2 separate regions of the Homo sapiens genome follow, and region 1 is linked to region 2. Evidence: chromatin loops called from intact Hi-C (ENCODE). Cell type or tissue: endothelial cell of umbilical vein. All regions are shown on one strand.

Evidence for each region. A loop is a pair of places that touch in the nucleus more often than their neighbours do. Peaks named below come from ENCODE experiments on the same cell type or tissue, not always from the same donor. Only the 100,000 strongest peaks of a DNase experiment are listed, where the experiment ranks them.
Region 1: a loop joins it to region 2, with 6 times the contacts of the local background. A loop is called at or near these places in 6 of 110 quality-filtered maps.

The regions. Positions count from the first base shown.
Region 1 is chr9:5,316,996-5,324,995 of GRCh38, reverse strand. It overlaps a transcript of RLN2 not described here. Among named protein-coding and RNA genes, the nearest start is that of RLN2, 16 kb to the right of the region's middle. In endothelial cell of umbilical vein, no CTCF peak of the experiment used is centred here; no DNase peak of the experiment used is centred here; H3K27me3 peaks cover 737 bases.
Region 2 is chr9:5,183,346-5,191,345 of GRCh38, reverse strand. INSL6 (insulin like 6) reads left to right here and starts at 5,707. Exons shown (of 2, transcript NM_007179.3): 1 at 5,707-6,032. The coding sequence starts at 5,744. In endothelial cell of umbilical vein, a CTCF peak has its summit at 4,732 (motif pointing left); a DNase peak (open chromatin) is centred at 4,725.

The sequences.
Region 1 (8,000 bases), 130 kb before region 2:
TTCTCCTACACTTATCCTTATACTTAGGCATGAATTTGCAAAGCAACGCCTCAGAATATTTCTGGAAAAATTACGTTGGAATTACATCATATGGCTGAATAGCAGTGCAATTGAATATGTTGAGTTTTTTATTTGTGTCTTCACCTTTGTTTATGTTAAGGATAGAACCCCAAAGAGAATAATACTGGTTTACTTATTCCATGCTTATTACACAATAATAATACGCCAGCCTCTGTACTATTCAATGAGGATATAAAGGTGAAAAGGCAAGGTTGCGTACTTTTATAATATTTATATGTTCTGGTGGTTCAAATTATTTTACTCAGTGCTTTTCTTAGAAGAAGAAATATTTGGATGATGTTCAGTAAACACAAATTTTGTGTTATCTTTGAATCTGTTTGGTAGGTTTATGATGTTAAATTCCTGGTTAGGTTCAGTTCAAGTATATTTACCAAAGACAAATTAGAAATACAGGGACCATCAGGTTAGGGATTTATTTCATTATGGTAATAGGATTATGTCATTGGAATTGGAATTTATTTTACACTTGGTCTGATTTTTAAATCATTTTACATGACTTAAATGTCAAATTATAATGTAAAATGATTATTTTCAGTTATGCACCCCACAATTTGAAGCCACATTTGTTTTGAGGGAATTTTGAATATGAAGACCTCTGAGTATTAGAAGTTATATTGAGTGGGGATTATGCGTAATTTTCCTCTCTTGGAAAATCTATCTGTGATTATATATTTTCTTTTTAATGTACATAAACAAGTAAAAAACACAAGGAGAACTTCAGCTGTAGACCCTGCACTTTAACATTAGTAACTGCTAATCTACCCACAAATATTGGTGATTTTTTTTGCACATATAACAATAAAAATGACTACCACCACCTTAAGAGCTGATTGGAATTACATCTTTTATTTATTTATTTATTTATTTTGAGACAGAGTCTTACTCTGTTGCCCAGACTGGAGTGCAGTGGTGTGATCTTGGCTCACTGCAACCTCTGCCTTTGGGTTCAAGTGATTCTCCTTCCTCAGCCTCCTGGGTAGCTGGGACTACAGGCACATATCAACACACCTGGCTAACCTTAGGTATTTTTAGTAGACACGCAGTTTAGCCATGTTGGCCAGGTTGGTCTTGAACTCCTGACCTCAAGTGAATCCATCCACCTCGGCCTCCCAAATTGCTGGGATTACAGGCATGAGCCACCGTGCCTGGCCTGTGTATTTTAATTCCATATTTTGCATATATTTTTAGTATTTAAACATTTGCATATTTAAAGACATTAGTACACTTACAAGTAAGGGAAATTCTATTAGGTTAGATATTTTAAAACCTCTGAAAATCAATTCATTTCTAAGTAATAGTTTGTTGCTGTGTACCTTTAATAAGTACAGCAATTAGAGCTTTCATATTCAAGAACAGTCAGTTGCAAGGACTGGACACCCTAAAAATGCACAACTCTAAAGAAAAGGGAAAAAATCTGCCTATTGAGCCATATAAAAGGGAAGAACAAGTAACCTTATATAACAGAAGTTATATAAGATGAAATAATGATGATGACAAGGAATTTGTTTTCTTTATATATTTTATTAGGAGAAAAACTACTGTAGGAGAGGGAAAATTGCTTCTGTGTACCCTTTGAGGTTTTTTGGCTGGTCTATGAATTAAATTGATATTAGACAGATTAAAAGGAGAAAAAAACATTTAATTACTCACATATGCACAGGAGTCCCACCAAAATATGAGACTCCAGGAAGCAGCCAGATGACTGAGACAGATACTATCTTAAGCTAGAGTAAGGAATAGGAATAAGGATTTGGGGGTACTGGGGAGTGGTAGAGATGAATTGTGGGAAGGCGAGAGGAGGAAATGTGTGGTGAATAAAGGTTACCTTGCTATGCAGATAAAAGTCTCTCCAGTGAGAAAAAGTTATCTATGAGTAACTCTCTTTCTGGCAAAGATAGATACATTTACTAATAAAAATGTCCTTTACAAATGGGAAATTATACTTTAAGCAGATGGGGAGGCGAAGTGCTTTTTCTGCATTGACTGGTTCTCAGTTTCTTTTAGCTCAAAATAATACATCAAAGTGGCATATTTTGGGATGACTTGTTCTGATCCCATCACTACTTGGTGGTAAAATGCTACCCAATATTATAACATCATGTGGCGCCTTCTTTTAAAAAGTCTTTAAACATGATATAATTTCCTCAAAGCTTTATGATGTAAAATGAGGTATCTCAGATATGGACATCTCCAGTGAGAGGATCCCAAAGGCTTTATACCCCCATATTCTATTGTGGGTTGGGATGCAGTGGAGAAGAAATGCCAGGATGTTTGTAGCTTTATCAAATTGAAAACTTAGAGCATCTAATTATTACTCACTTAGAAATCAAATTGTTCTCTGTGGACTTCCTTCTCCAAGGAGATTCAAAGCACTTGCTACAAAAAAAAGGAAGATCACAGCTTGCTTCTCTGTTTTCCTTCCTACAGGCAAAACCTTGTGTCACTTGGTTGGCTTAACAGAATTAACTTCTCTCCTTGGATTGCTTGTCGTTGTTTTTATGTAGTTCAGTAACTATTAAATACTTTTCATCTGTGATTAAAAGCATATTGCTTCTGGAGGGTCCCTGGCATGCTGCAGTCCTATGACTGGGCAGCAGGTTTCTCACCTTCCTAAATCTGAGCAGTAAAGCCCTGCTGGAGGGTAACTCACCCCTGATGTTTCTCCTTTGGGGGTTGCTGAGTGGTAAGGGTGCAGCTGCTGCCCTATCAGCTTTCCCAGAGTCACAAAGAGAAGCTCCCACTTGGAAGGGATCTTATTCATTGTCTGCTCCCGTTTTGCTGTCCATCCACTGATATCCTAATCTACCTGCTCTACTCCTCAGTGTGGTTCAGGCTTTGCTGTACCCATCCATTCGGATTTGGGCACCAAGCTACAGAGTTCCTATTTGCACAGATCTCAGCTATGTCCTCCTTCAAATTCTATACCTTCCTGTTCTAGTTTTGAAATAAAAGGAAATAAGGAGGAGAAGAAAGTGACCATCGTTCTCAGGGCTGCCTCAAAGCTAGAGATAGAGAAGAGGAGCAAGCTCACAAACTCCAGTGTACTGAGCACAGCTGACACCAAGGGCAGCCAATGCTCCCTGTATCTTTATGCTCTGTAAGTTCAGTGACCTGAGGGCAGCACCTGGGACAGCTGCTTGCAGTGTTCTTGCTTTCTCCTTTTTCCTTAGCCACAGTGCATGTGTTTAGGCAGATGCCTCCAAGCCACAGACCATTGCTTGCTTCCTTCTTCCCTCCCTCCCTCTTCCCTCCTTTTTCTTCCTCTTTTTCTCCATTGCTTCCCCCCACCCTGCATCCCTTCCCTCCATCCCTCCTTCCTTCCTGCCTTATTTCCTTCCTTTTTTCAACAAATATTTGATTAACACTTATCTAAGGTGATTGGGACACAGAATTGTGCTCAGTCACTGCTCATATACAGCCTACATTTAGTAAAAATGACAGACAGTATCTAAAGAAATACAAAGTGTAAATCAAGCTAAGTGCTATGATGAACATTAAGGCTGGATGGAGAGTCAGGGAAGAGCTGTCTTTGGGAAAGAAGTATTTGAATAAAAACGTGAATAAAATGAGGGGAAAGCCATGTGCAAGATGAGGTAATAAGCACACTCACTTCTTTGATCTTACCTGGAAGAAAGTCCATGAGCTCATTTTCTAATGGGTTGGTTCAATCTGTTGCCACTAGGAGGAAGCCTACAATTTTGTTTTGTGGCCTTCACATTCATACTTACCACTAAAATATTTGCTTCCAGCATCAAAATTTACTCATATGAGAAAGTAAGATTGGAATTTAAACTTTTGGTTAAAACTGTGATTTTCAAAAATTCTGCTTTAGTAGAAGAATAGTCTTATGTTTGCCTTTATTGTTACTGTGAAGTATGAATCACATTGAACTGTATAATTTTAAGATGAGAATCATGTTGTGATTCTTCAACTCACTGAAAATGAAGTGCTGCCTAATTTTGATGAGATAAATTGTTCCAGTCTTTGTTGCAGTTGTAGATTTATCCATAGCTGGCTTCCATCTGTTACATTCAGATGATAATGATAAAATTCATCATTTCTACCCAGTCTTCCAGCACAGAGTAGCTAGAAGACAGAACTATCTTTCTTCCAGGTTTGTGTGCTTCTTCAAAAAGTCTTTATTTAGTATTTTTAAATGCCCTCTGAATATAAAGAGTCTTTAAATGCAATACTAAAAATAACTTTTCATATGTGAAAATGTTTCATTTAAATTATTTTTGTGTGGCTGGGCATGGTGGCTCATGCCTATAATCCCAGCACTTTGGGAGGCTGAGGTGGGCGGATCCCCTGAGGTCAGAAGTTTGAGAGCAGCCTGGCCCACATGGTGAAACTCCATCTCTACTAAAAACACAAAACGTAGCCGCGTGTGGTGGTACACACCTGTCGTTCCAGCTACTTAGGAGGCTGAGGCAGGAGAATCACTTGAACCTGAGAGGTGGAGGTTGCAGTGAGCCGAGATCATGACACTGCACTCCAGCCTAGGCGACAGAGTGGCACCCTGTGTCAAAAAATTAAAAAATAAATAATTTTGTTGTGTCCTTGTTAGTGTCCAAAATTCACTGGAGAGATTCTTTCAGAATTGTAAAGTTTAATTAAAAGTGTTAGGTTTGCCGGGTGTGGTGGCTCACACCTGTAATCCCAGCACATTGGGAGGCCGAGGAGGGCGGATCACCTGAGATCAGGAGTTTGAGACCAGCCTGGCCCACACGGTGAAACCCCATCTCTACTAAAACTACAAAAATTAGCCAGATGTGGTGGCAGGTGCCTGTAATCCTTACTACTTGGGAGGCTGAGGCAGGAGAATGGCTTGAATCCGGGAGGCAGAGGTTGCAGTGAACCGAGATTGTGCCACCTCACTCTGGTCTGGGTGACAGAGTGATACTCCGTCTTAAAAAAAAAAAAAAAAGTGTTAGCTTAGAGGATGAACCTTAGTGCATTTCTTAATGGTATCTGATCAAATAAAAAAATTAAGTTTAAGAACATCTTTAAAGGTGCTTCTTTCACCTGCTCTTCTATTATTTTCTACTACATGAATCCATATTTTCTGACTTCATAAAGAATGTTATTCTTATTTCTTAATGAGTCCTGCTCCATAATTCTGCAAAGTTATTTACACAGAGAGATGGTCAGAACTACTGTCCAGGATTTCAGTGGCTTCTGAATTGAAGTCTAGAATTGAAATACCAGTAATTCACTGAGTTGCTTGCTTGCCAATTATTGTAAATAAACTAACATCATGCCTTTGACTAATGATCCCATAGAGGAGATTCATTTTATAGTTTCATATATTTATAGCATATATCGGTAACTTTACCCAAACCCTAGTAAAAGTTTGTCAGCTTAATGTATTTGTGCATGAATTTAACTACCACTGGAGGATGGTGAATTTTGTTTATAGCATCTGATATTTGAACTTTTTCCTAAATGAAAAGTTACATTAAAAAAAACTTCTCATAAAAAATCCTCATGGGACGTTCCATTCAGTTCATGTTTTCTCCCTCGTTCTTCATTTCCCTGCACCTGAGCCATTCGTCTTGTTCTTTTCTCAATGGCTATGTTAGAAAGTGGTAAATATGTCTGCCTCCTCTGCCTTCCCTGCTCACCCTCAGTTCATCAGGAAGTCATGTAGGCTTCCTGTATTGCTTCCCAGGAATTAAAGAAATCTTAGTCACCACATCAAAAAATCTAGATCATTTTGCCTTTGAAACTTTCACTTCCCAAAGGTTACTTGCAGTGAACGTGTTTATAGTTCCTTAGGAAAGGGATGTGTATGAAACTTGGTGTTAATGATAAAAAGAGCAACACTAGATAGAATGCTGGGCTAGGGAGATGGTCATTTCTAGAGATTCACCAACTGAAGGAGAATGTATCTCACTATAAGGTTAAGAGGCTTTTCTTCCCAGATCATCAAACATCTGGGTATAGTTTTCAGTGTTCATTTCCATGAGGGCACAGATTTGTATTTGATTGGCCCTTTTCTTATTGCCAATCTTAAAAATCTTTAAAACGGAAATCTATTCTCTTTGGAATCAACCCAGAAAAAATAGTAGCTCAACTTTAAATCAGCAAATGGTTAAACATTGTTAGAAATAAATTACTTAATTCCTTGAGTTAGCTGATCCTGTTCCCAGCTTATTTAAAAAAAAATAGAATCCTCAGCAAAAACTACAAACAAGTAACAGAATTTCTGAATCCAAAAGGTTGAAAATGAGCAGCACAGCTCATTTTCTTACCAATCAATAGGTAAGAAGAAAATTAAGATTGTTAATTCTCTTGTTCTGTGATTCTTTTTGAGAAGGTCCATATCTGTTGCTGAGTAAAAACATTAATGTTAAGAGACCTTACTAAATTATAGAATAAACTTCTTTGAAAGGTATAGTAACAAGAAATTACTGTTAGAATTATTTACACTTACCATATTGGGGTTTTACAGCATCATTTAACTGCTAGAGCTATTTTTAAAAATCCACATATTTCACAGTAACCATAGAAAAAAACCACCAAGAGGTGTAGGAAATAGAAGGCTTTTAAATGTATTTCATATTATTACGAGATGTTCATTTTTCCAACCAGCTATTTCTTGTTACTTTGTTCATGGTAGGAGGAACAAAAAAGGGATGTTGTTTATCCTGACTTCACTCACTGAGGGAGAAAATAAAAGTGGCAGGGTGAAGTCATCTTATTATAATGTTGCAAATAATTTTTAAAATCCAGAAATTTTGACTGGGTGCAGTAGCTCATGCCTGTAAATCCCAGTACTTTGGGAGGCCAAGGCAGGCGGATCACCTGAGGTCACAAGTTTGAGACCAGCCTGGCCAATGTGGCGAAACCCTGTCTCTACTATTTCTAACTGTGTGTATACAGACACACACACACACACACACACGCACACACACACATAGTTTTGTTAAATACTGTGAAATTCTCTTCCAAAAGGGTCGTACGATTTTGCATTCCCACCACCCCATTGGCATAGATGAGTGTCTCTCCCACACTTCGTCAACAGTGTATTAAGTTGAAAATTTTTGCTATTCTAATGAGTAAGAAATGGTATCTTAGTGTGGTTTTAGTTTGCATTTCTCTTATTATAAATACAACTGAGCATTTTTGACATGTTCACAGACCAATTTACATCTTTTGCAAGTTGCCTAATTTGTGTCTTTTACCCATTTTTCTCTAGAATTTTGGTCTTTTCCCTCTCAATTTTAAAAAGGTCTTTGTATGTTAGAACCATTGTTTGTATTTGTAATAGATGTGGCAAATATTTTCTTTCAATTTAATACCATCTTTTGACTGATTACAATGTGTGTGCGGTTTTTTTCTCGTACTAATACCAACTGCTTTACCTATATAGGCTTTGAAATAGGGTGTAATATCTAGTAGGGCCAGTTCTCCCTCAGAGCTCTTCGTTCTCAGTGTAGCCCAGCTATTTTTTTTTTTTTAAGACAGAGTCTCACTCTGTTGCCCAGGCTGGAGTGCAATGATGCAGTCTCAGCTCATTGCAACCTCTGCCTCCTGGGTTCAAGCAATTCTCCTGTTTCAGCCTCCCAGGGTATGTGTGTTCTTAAAGTGTATTTTGTGTAAGCTGCACGTAGTTGAATCTTGGTTTTTTATCCATTCAGCCACTTTATGTATTTTGATTGGAGAATTTAATCCATTTACATTCAAAGTAATTATTGATAGGTAAGGAGTTACTATTGCCATTTGGTTAATTGTTTTCTGGTTATTTTATAGATCCTTTGTTTGTTGTTTATCTTTGTGATTTTATGTTTTCCTGTGGTACTGTTTTGATTCCTTTCTCTTTATCAGTTGTGTATCTGCTATTATCTTTTGTTTTCTGGTTACTGTGAGGCTTACATAAAACATCTTACAGTTATAAGACTCTTTTGTGTTGATAG
Region 2 (8,000 bases):
CTGATCACTAACCTTTTCAGCCTTTCCTTCTCCCTGGCATTAGTCCAGATGTGAGGGAAAAATGATAATAGATGAAGTTTCATAATTTTACTAGTATATATAATTTTAAATCTCTTAACCAAGAAATGTTCAAAGCTTTGCTTCCTGGAGGACATTTGGAAGATATAAATTTCCCTTTATTCTTAGTTTTAATATTCTTTATAAATCAGTGTGACAATTGAAGTAAAAGGACAGACTCCTAGAATAGCTCTAAGGCCCTACTGTGAGATTCCCAGGGTGGATGTAACGAAGAACCTAAACTGGTTTAAAACAAAAGAATTTTTTTTTCTCATGGTTCTGAATGCTGCAAGCTAAAATCCAGGTGTTGGCAGTGCCAATGTTGTTCTGAAACCTTTGGGGAGCATCCTCTTTTCTTCTTCCTAACTTCACATGGATTGCTGCTGCTTTTTGGCATTCCTTGGTTGTAGCTGCAGCTCTTCAATGTTGTCCCTCTTGACACATGGTGCTCTCTGTTCCTTTGTCTTCACATTATCTTTGTGTAAGGATATCCATCCTGCTGAATATAGGGCCCAGCTCCAGAGGGACCTCATTCTAACTAACTACATCTACAGCCACGCTAGGGTCTATAAAGGTCCCATTCTGAAATACAGGTATTTATGGTTTCAGTGGATCACTTCGGGGACACAATTCAATGCATAACAGAGCCTGGAGAAATCCAGACAGGACAGTCAGGGTGGTGAAGAATACGCTCATTTACCTCTCTTCCCTCCCTTGATACACAGAAATAAAAATAAACCACTCTTCTGAGAAGACACAGAGGCAAAATTTTCTCCTGGGACTACAAAATGGTACAGCCACCCCAGAAAATATTTTGGTGACTTTTTAAGAAAAACTAAACATGTAACCATGCAACCATCTTACAAACCAGAGATTATATTCTTGAACATTTTCCCAGAAATTTAAAATTAATATTTACATAAATTCTGCACATGAATGTTTATATAGGCTGATTTGTAATCGCCAAACACTGCAACTACACAAAATGTTCTTTATGCATGTTAGTTACACAAACTGTGGTATATCCACACCATTGAATAAGATTCAACAATAAAAACAGCCAACTAGTGACAAGTGCATCAAGCCACATGACTATCCAGAGATCAGGCTGAGTTTTTTCACTAACTCCAGAAAGTTACATGCTTATGATTTCATTTCTAAAACATTCACAAAATGATAAAATTTAAAAATGGAAAATCTTTTTTTTCAAAATTTAAGGAGTGGGTTAGGGCGCAGGTTGGAAGTTGGTATGACTTTAAGGAATCCTTATGGTGGTGGAACAGATTTATATCATGACTGTTCAACTGTCAATATCCTCATTTTGATACATGCTGTAGTTTCATAGCTGTTACCTTTTGGCAAAACTGGAAAGGGTCTAGTAATTATTTATTACATTGGCATGTGTGAATCTGTAATTATCACAAAATTTAAAATTTAATTTGTTAAAAACCAGAAACTTCAGTTTTAGAAGTTGTTAGGGATTCGATGTAAATTGTTTCCTGTTGTCAAGTCAGGAAAAACAGTGAGGAATTCACAGAAAATATGAAGTTGTTAGTAAGAAATTGATCATGAAATTTAAAAAGTGGCAGATATGATCATAAATCAAAATGAGTTTCTCTAAGAACCTCTGACTGGATGAAGTGGAGACTGGAAGATGGTACAGATAGAAGGCTATGAGGAAGGGAATTCAGAAAAGAGCTTCAGAACCTCAGAGACCATCAGCTACCTGGGATAAAGCCAGCAAGAGTGCTGTCTGAAATACTGATTGCAATCCAAAAGGATGAGGACAATGCCCAGTAAAGTTAATGCTAGAACAAGACAAACATGCTGCCCCAGAAGTAAAAGGCAGCTTCCCAGATCGAGCCTGTCCCTGGCCCATGTCCCTCATCCCTTCCTCTGCAAAGTTATAATTCAAGATGATATTTGGGTGGGGACACAGAGCCAAACCATATCAGCACTAATAAGTAGGTACACCTTAAGTAGGTAGAAAAAGAACAAGCCAGAAGAAGGAAGAATAAAAAATGAAGATTACAATGGAGCTAAATAAAACAGAAGATAGGCAAATTCCTTGAACCCAGGAGCAGCCAAGATGGCGGAACAGAAACAGCTTCACTCTGCAGCTCTTACCTAGGAGGATGAAAATGGAGAGTGAATTCTGCATTGTCAATTGAGGTACCAAGATTCTCTCACTGGGACTGGCTAGGTAGTTGGTGCGACCCACGGAGAGTGAGAAAAAGCAAGGTAGAGAGAGGGCCCACCTGGGAGCTGCATGGGGCAAAGGGAACTCCCTCCCCCAGCCATCTGGGGCAGTGATGGATTGTGCTACCCTACCCTGAAAACCACACTTTTGCCATGGATCAATGCAACCTGCAGATCAGGAGGTCCCCTTGTGAGTCCATGCCACGAGGGACTTGGATCACAAGCACAAAGCTGTACAGACTCATGATGGTGGCTGGGGTGGGTGGCCACTAGAGCAGGCACTGAGACACAGGAATATTTGCATACTTCAGCTTTGGAAACTCCCGCGATGCAGGAGATCCACCCACTCCCATGGGAAGGGAGCTGAAGCCAGGGATCCACGAGGTCTTGCTCCCACGGAACCCCACAAGCTAAAACCTACTGGCTTAGAATCCTCTCTGGCCAGCACGGCAGGCTACAGACTGCCTAAAAAGACTGAGTTCGTGGGAGTGAGGGGGTGCTGCCATCACTATGGCTGCAGTCCACAGTTTTCCCATGCCACTGGTGCCAACGAGACTCAGCAGTCTGAATTGGGAGCAATTCCCCAGAGTGCAGCACAGCTGCTGGGTCAGTTTGTAGCCAGACTGCTTCTTTAAGCAGGATCCTGATCCACTCCTCCTCACCAGGCAGGGGCCCCCGCTATGGGAATCTCAGCATCCCCAGCCAGGGGTTCATGGACAGAACTCTGATATCCCTGAGAGGAGCCCCTGGGAGGAGAAGTGGCTGTGGTATTGTGGATCAGCCATCTTAGTCTTTTCTGCCTGCTGGCTCTGAAGAGTAAGGGCAGCCCAGACAAGGGGGATTCCCACCAGTGCAGCACATCCACCCTGCCAAGGGGCAGCTAGATTGCTTATTTAAGTGGGTCCCTAATCCTGGTCATCTTTTGAAAGAACCAACTTTAGTTTTGTTAAACTTTTCTATTGTTTTGCTAGCCTCTATTTTTAAAATTTTTTTGTTGGACTTTCGTTATTTTCTTCTTTCTGCTAAGCTTGGGCTTACTTTGTTCTTCTAGTTCCTTGAAATACAATGTTAAGTTGTTTATTTGAGATCTTTTTTGACATAGGTGCTTATTACTATAAACTTCTCTCTCAGCACTGTGTTTGCTGCATACCATAAATTTTGGTATGTTGTGTTTCCATTTTGGAGTTTTTGAGATGGAGTCTCACTCTGTCACACAGGCTGGAGTGCAGTGATGCCCTCTCAGCTCACTGCAACCTCCGCTTCCCAGGTTCAAGCCATTCTCCTGCCTCAGCCTCCTGAGCAGCAGGGATTACAGGTGCCTGCCACCACACCTGACTAATTTTTCGTATTTTTAGTAGAGACAGGGTTTCACCATGTTGGCCAGGCTGGTCTTGAGCTCTTGGCCTCAAGTGATCCACTCACCTCAGCCTCCCAAAGTGCTGGGATTACAGGCATGAGCCACTGAGCCCAGCCTGTCTCAAGATATTTTTTAAACTCCCTTTATATTTCTTCTTTGACCCACTGGTAGTTAGGAACATGTTCTTTAATTTCCACATATTTGTGAGTTTTCAAAAGTTCCTCCTTTTATTGATTTCTACTTTCATTCCATTGTGGCCAGAAAAGATATTTGATATTATTTTATTCTTCTAAATTTATTAGGACTTGCTTTGTAGCATAACATATGATCTATTCTGGTGAATGTTCTCTGTGCATTTTAGAAGAATGCGTATTCTGTTGCTGTTGGATGGAATGTCCCATAAATATCTGTTAGCTCCACTTGTTCCAAAGTATAGTTCAAGTCTTTTGATGAGTCTCTTGTGGGCAGTATATAGTTGAGTCTTTTTTTTTTTATCCATTCAGCCCTGTTTTTTGATCAAAGAACATAATCCATTTACATTCAAAGTAGTTATTGATGGGTTAGAATTTACTACTGCATTTTGTTAATTGTTTAGTGGTTATTTTGTAGATCCTTTGTTCTTTTCTTTTTCTCTTGTTCTCTTTGTGATTAGATGATATCCTGTAGTGGTATGCTTGATTTCTTCTTTTTTATCTTTTATATATCTACTATAGGTTTTGCCTTGTGGTTACCACAAGGCTTACATTCATCTCAGTATGATTAATATTTTCCGTTCTCAAAAACCTTACCTGATAAAGTTCTGACTAGGACTCATGGCCCACTATAGTTTGGACATAAGTTATTTTTTAAGGAAGGTGATTAAATTTTACTAATCTATATTATATCAACCATTTAAAAAATCCAATTGGCAGTTAATTTAACAGCATTCATGGATGCCACTGGGAAGCAGGGAAAAGATAGGGAAACGGAAAATTAAGAAAAAGACATAGAGTCAGAAGACAGAAAAGAAAGGGAGAAAAAAATAAAATTGTATAGGGAAATGGTGAGATCACTGATAAGCTTGCACCTGTGGCTTCAGCATCCTGAACCTTATTCCTGAGACAGCCACCGAATGCCCTCTTGTGGCCGATAGTACATCCTTCCACGCCAACACACTAGTAACACAGAACTTCATTTAAAATGATAAAGCTACCTATGCCGATTGCGCTTCGCTTCCCTGCCCCTTCCCTCCTAACTGAGCAAAATTATCTCACCTAAATGAGCATTTCATGCTGCATGCTGTTATTCTTACAAGGCAAATCCTCTAGGGGTCCCTGTCACAAGTTAATTTGGTAATACACAATCCTCTACATTATCTAACCGAAAGAACCAGATTTCCATCCCAGGTACCTCAAGACAGCGTCCCTACTTCTTTTTTCTGGAGATTGAGGCTAAGGCCCATGCCTCCCTGTGAACCAGTAGGATTTTTCTGAAGAAGCTTTGAACCTGACTAAACGCACATGGCCATATGCAACACTTAAACGTTTCACCACATATTTGATTGCCAGCTAAATGCCAGATCCCGGGGTACGATGGAAAGCAAGAACAGACGCAGGCCCTTGCCTTCATGAAGCGGGGGTCTCAGGAAAGAGGTTACACGCCCACAAATGGAAACAGGTCGATTAACACCGTGAAAGAGATGACAGGGGGTTTCTGTGAGGGAGACGAAGCTTTATTAACAACCTGGCAAACAAGAACGAGAAACGCATTCCAGGTGGAGGGAGCAACACTTTTTAACCTACGTTATCAGGTAACAGGGATCCTATGTTCTCACGCTTGGTGAGGAATCTCCCATTGAGGAAGGAAAGAAAAATGAATCAAACTAGGGGGTGGCGGGGTAGTGAGGGGATTTTTGGCTTTCATTTTAGGAGCCAGGGCCTGCTACCTTCGACCACCTGAGACCCCTGAGCTGGCGGGAAAGCCTTGACGCAGCCGGCGCGCGCCTTCCCTTGAAGTTCTGGCGACGCCCCCACGCGCTCGGAATTCCGCAGTGTTTGTGCGCGCCGCTCGGCCTGGCGCAGGCGCAGACAGGGAGCAGGGTCCGGCCGACCGCCATTGCACAACGCGGAGGACTAGCCTGGGGTCACAGGGATGCCGCGGCTCCTCCGCTTGTCCCTGCTGTGGCTTGGACTCCTGCTGGTTCGGTTTTCTCGTGAACTGAGCGACATCAGCAGTGCCAGGAAGCTGTGCGGCAGGTACTTGGTGAAAGAAATAGAAAAACTCTGCGGCCATGCCAACTGGAGCCAGTTCCGTTTCGAGGAGGAAACCCCTTTCTCACGGTTGATTGCACAGGCCTCGGAGAAGGTCGAAGCCTACAGCCCATACCAGTTCGAAAGCCCGCAAACCGCTTCCCCGGCCCGGGGAAGAGGCACAAACCCAGGTAAAAATCGAAACCGAAGGCATGTTTGTTCACCTCTGTATATTTCTTATTCCTGCATTTGCTCTGCCAGAAGGTGAGCTTCCCCAGGAAGTGGAATTTGTGCCTAGTACACAGCTCTTTAAAAAATTGTAAAAAACAGTGTATTGAAAATATACAAAACTTCAATGAAGCGCTTTTTTTTTTAACTTGGAGGAAATAAATGTACACTTGTAAGTCTACATATTTATGTAAGAATGTTGTTCTTTTCTGGAGTGCCAGTCATCTGGCAAACTCCTTTTTGTCCTTCAAAGCCCAACTTAAGTATCATTTTCCCTGTGAAGTCATCATTGACCTTTTCATGGCCAATGGCTCCATTGTCCTTTCTACCACAGTATCTAGCACATAGTTGTATTTGACTGTCGTCATTGGCTACAGAATCAGCCCAACCTTGTAGAAGATAAAAATGCAGAGTACCTTGTTCAAAAAAGCAGGAAAGGGCCATGAAAATAAAGGTAGTAAAATATAAAACTGTTTTCCTTACTTGTCCATATCCCCTGGTCACGTACCAGGAGATAGGCCTGGTCCGTTCTCCTATCAGGCTTCATTTAAGAGTTTACGTACTTGTATTTCATTCACTTAAAGTTTCAAAGGTAAATTTATTCAGAACAACAAAGGAACATTTAAACCAAATGCAAGGCCTGTGTGACTACATAGGTTTCAGTCCCATAAAGTCAGCCCTATATACCATACTGTATTATAGGGACTATTTCATGCATATTTTTGTCTGAAATGCTTAGCAGATGGCCTAGCACATCGCATGTGTTTAATATGCGCTGAATTTATACTTGATGCTTTCAAGCAGTCTGCAGGAAGGATATTCTTGTTCCAGATTCATTGGTATATCTTACTATGTTTTTACATTTTGTGACTAAGACATTTTAGTCCCAGTATGATTTGTCATTTTAAAAGAAATTGCACTTTGTTTATAGTGTATCCATAGGAAGAAGATTACTGCCTTTTACAGTAATTCAGTTGATTTGATTTGGACAAATCTTGTAAAAGTGAAGATTTCTGAAATTAAGGAAATGAGTAAACTATCATGCCAAAAAGAGACCCTAATGTAGAGGACTGAAAAAAGTCAAACAATGCACATTGTAGGCACTCATTAGCTTTTTTGGAATGAATGAATAGAATTTATAAAGTCACTGTTGCTGAAAGAATAAAAACTTTTAAAGACAGAAACCATGAGACTGATTCATGATCATTTTCAAACCGACCCATCAAACTAACCCACATACAAACCTCACCTTGTCCTTCTGTTATAATGAAGGAAGTGTCTCTCCCCAGTCTTCTACTTTTACTTTAGTTCAGTGACTCTCACGCTTTAATGTGCATATGAATCATTTGGGAATCCTGTTAATTTACCGACTCTGAGTTAGTAGACCTGGGGTGGGGCCTGATATTTTTCGTTTTTAACTAGCTCCCAGGTGCTGCTAGTTCGTGGCCCACACTTTTGAGTAACAAGGTCCAGTTTACTGTCTGTCTCTCTCTTTTTTTTTTCTTTTAAACTCCTCTTTCTTGTTCTTTTCTCCCAGGAGTGCAAGGAGAGCCTTCCCTTTCTGCTTTATGTTGGGTGGGCATTTCTCTCACATCAAATACTGTGCTTTCACTACCTATGCTATAATACTGTAGTCAAAATTTTATTTTTAGACCTCCAAGCTTGAGGCTGTTATTTAAAGAGAGGTTGGAATGCCTTTTCTCAACAAAGTGCTCTAAAGACAGTTTTCTTAATAAAAATGTTCAACCTTAAAACTCAGCTTGTTAATGATCCTTTTGTTTTAAGTATTATTCACACTCCCCTGGAAGAATAAATGTCATTAATAATGAGCAGGAAGCTGCAATGAAACAAGACTTGTAGAAAATAAAAATGTATCTGAAAATATTTGAAAATTGTTATACCCACAAAACCTGCTACTATGGAAACTATGT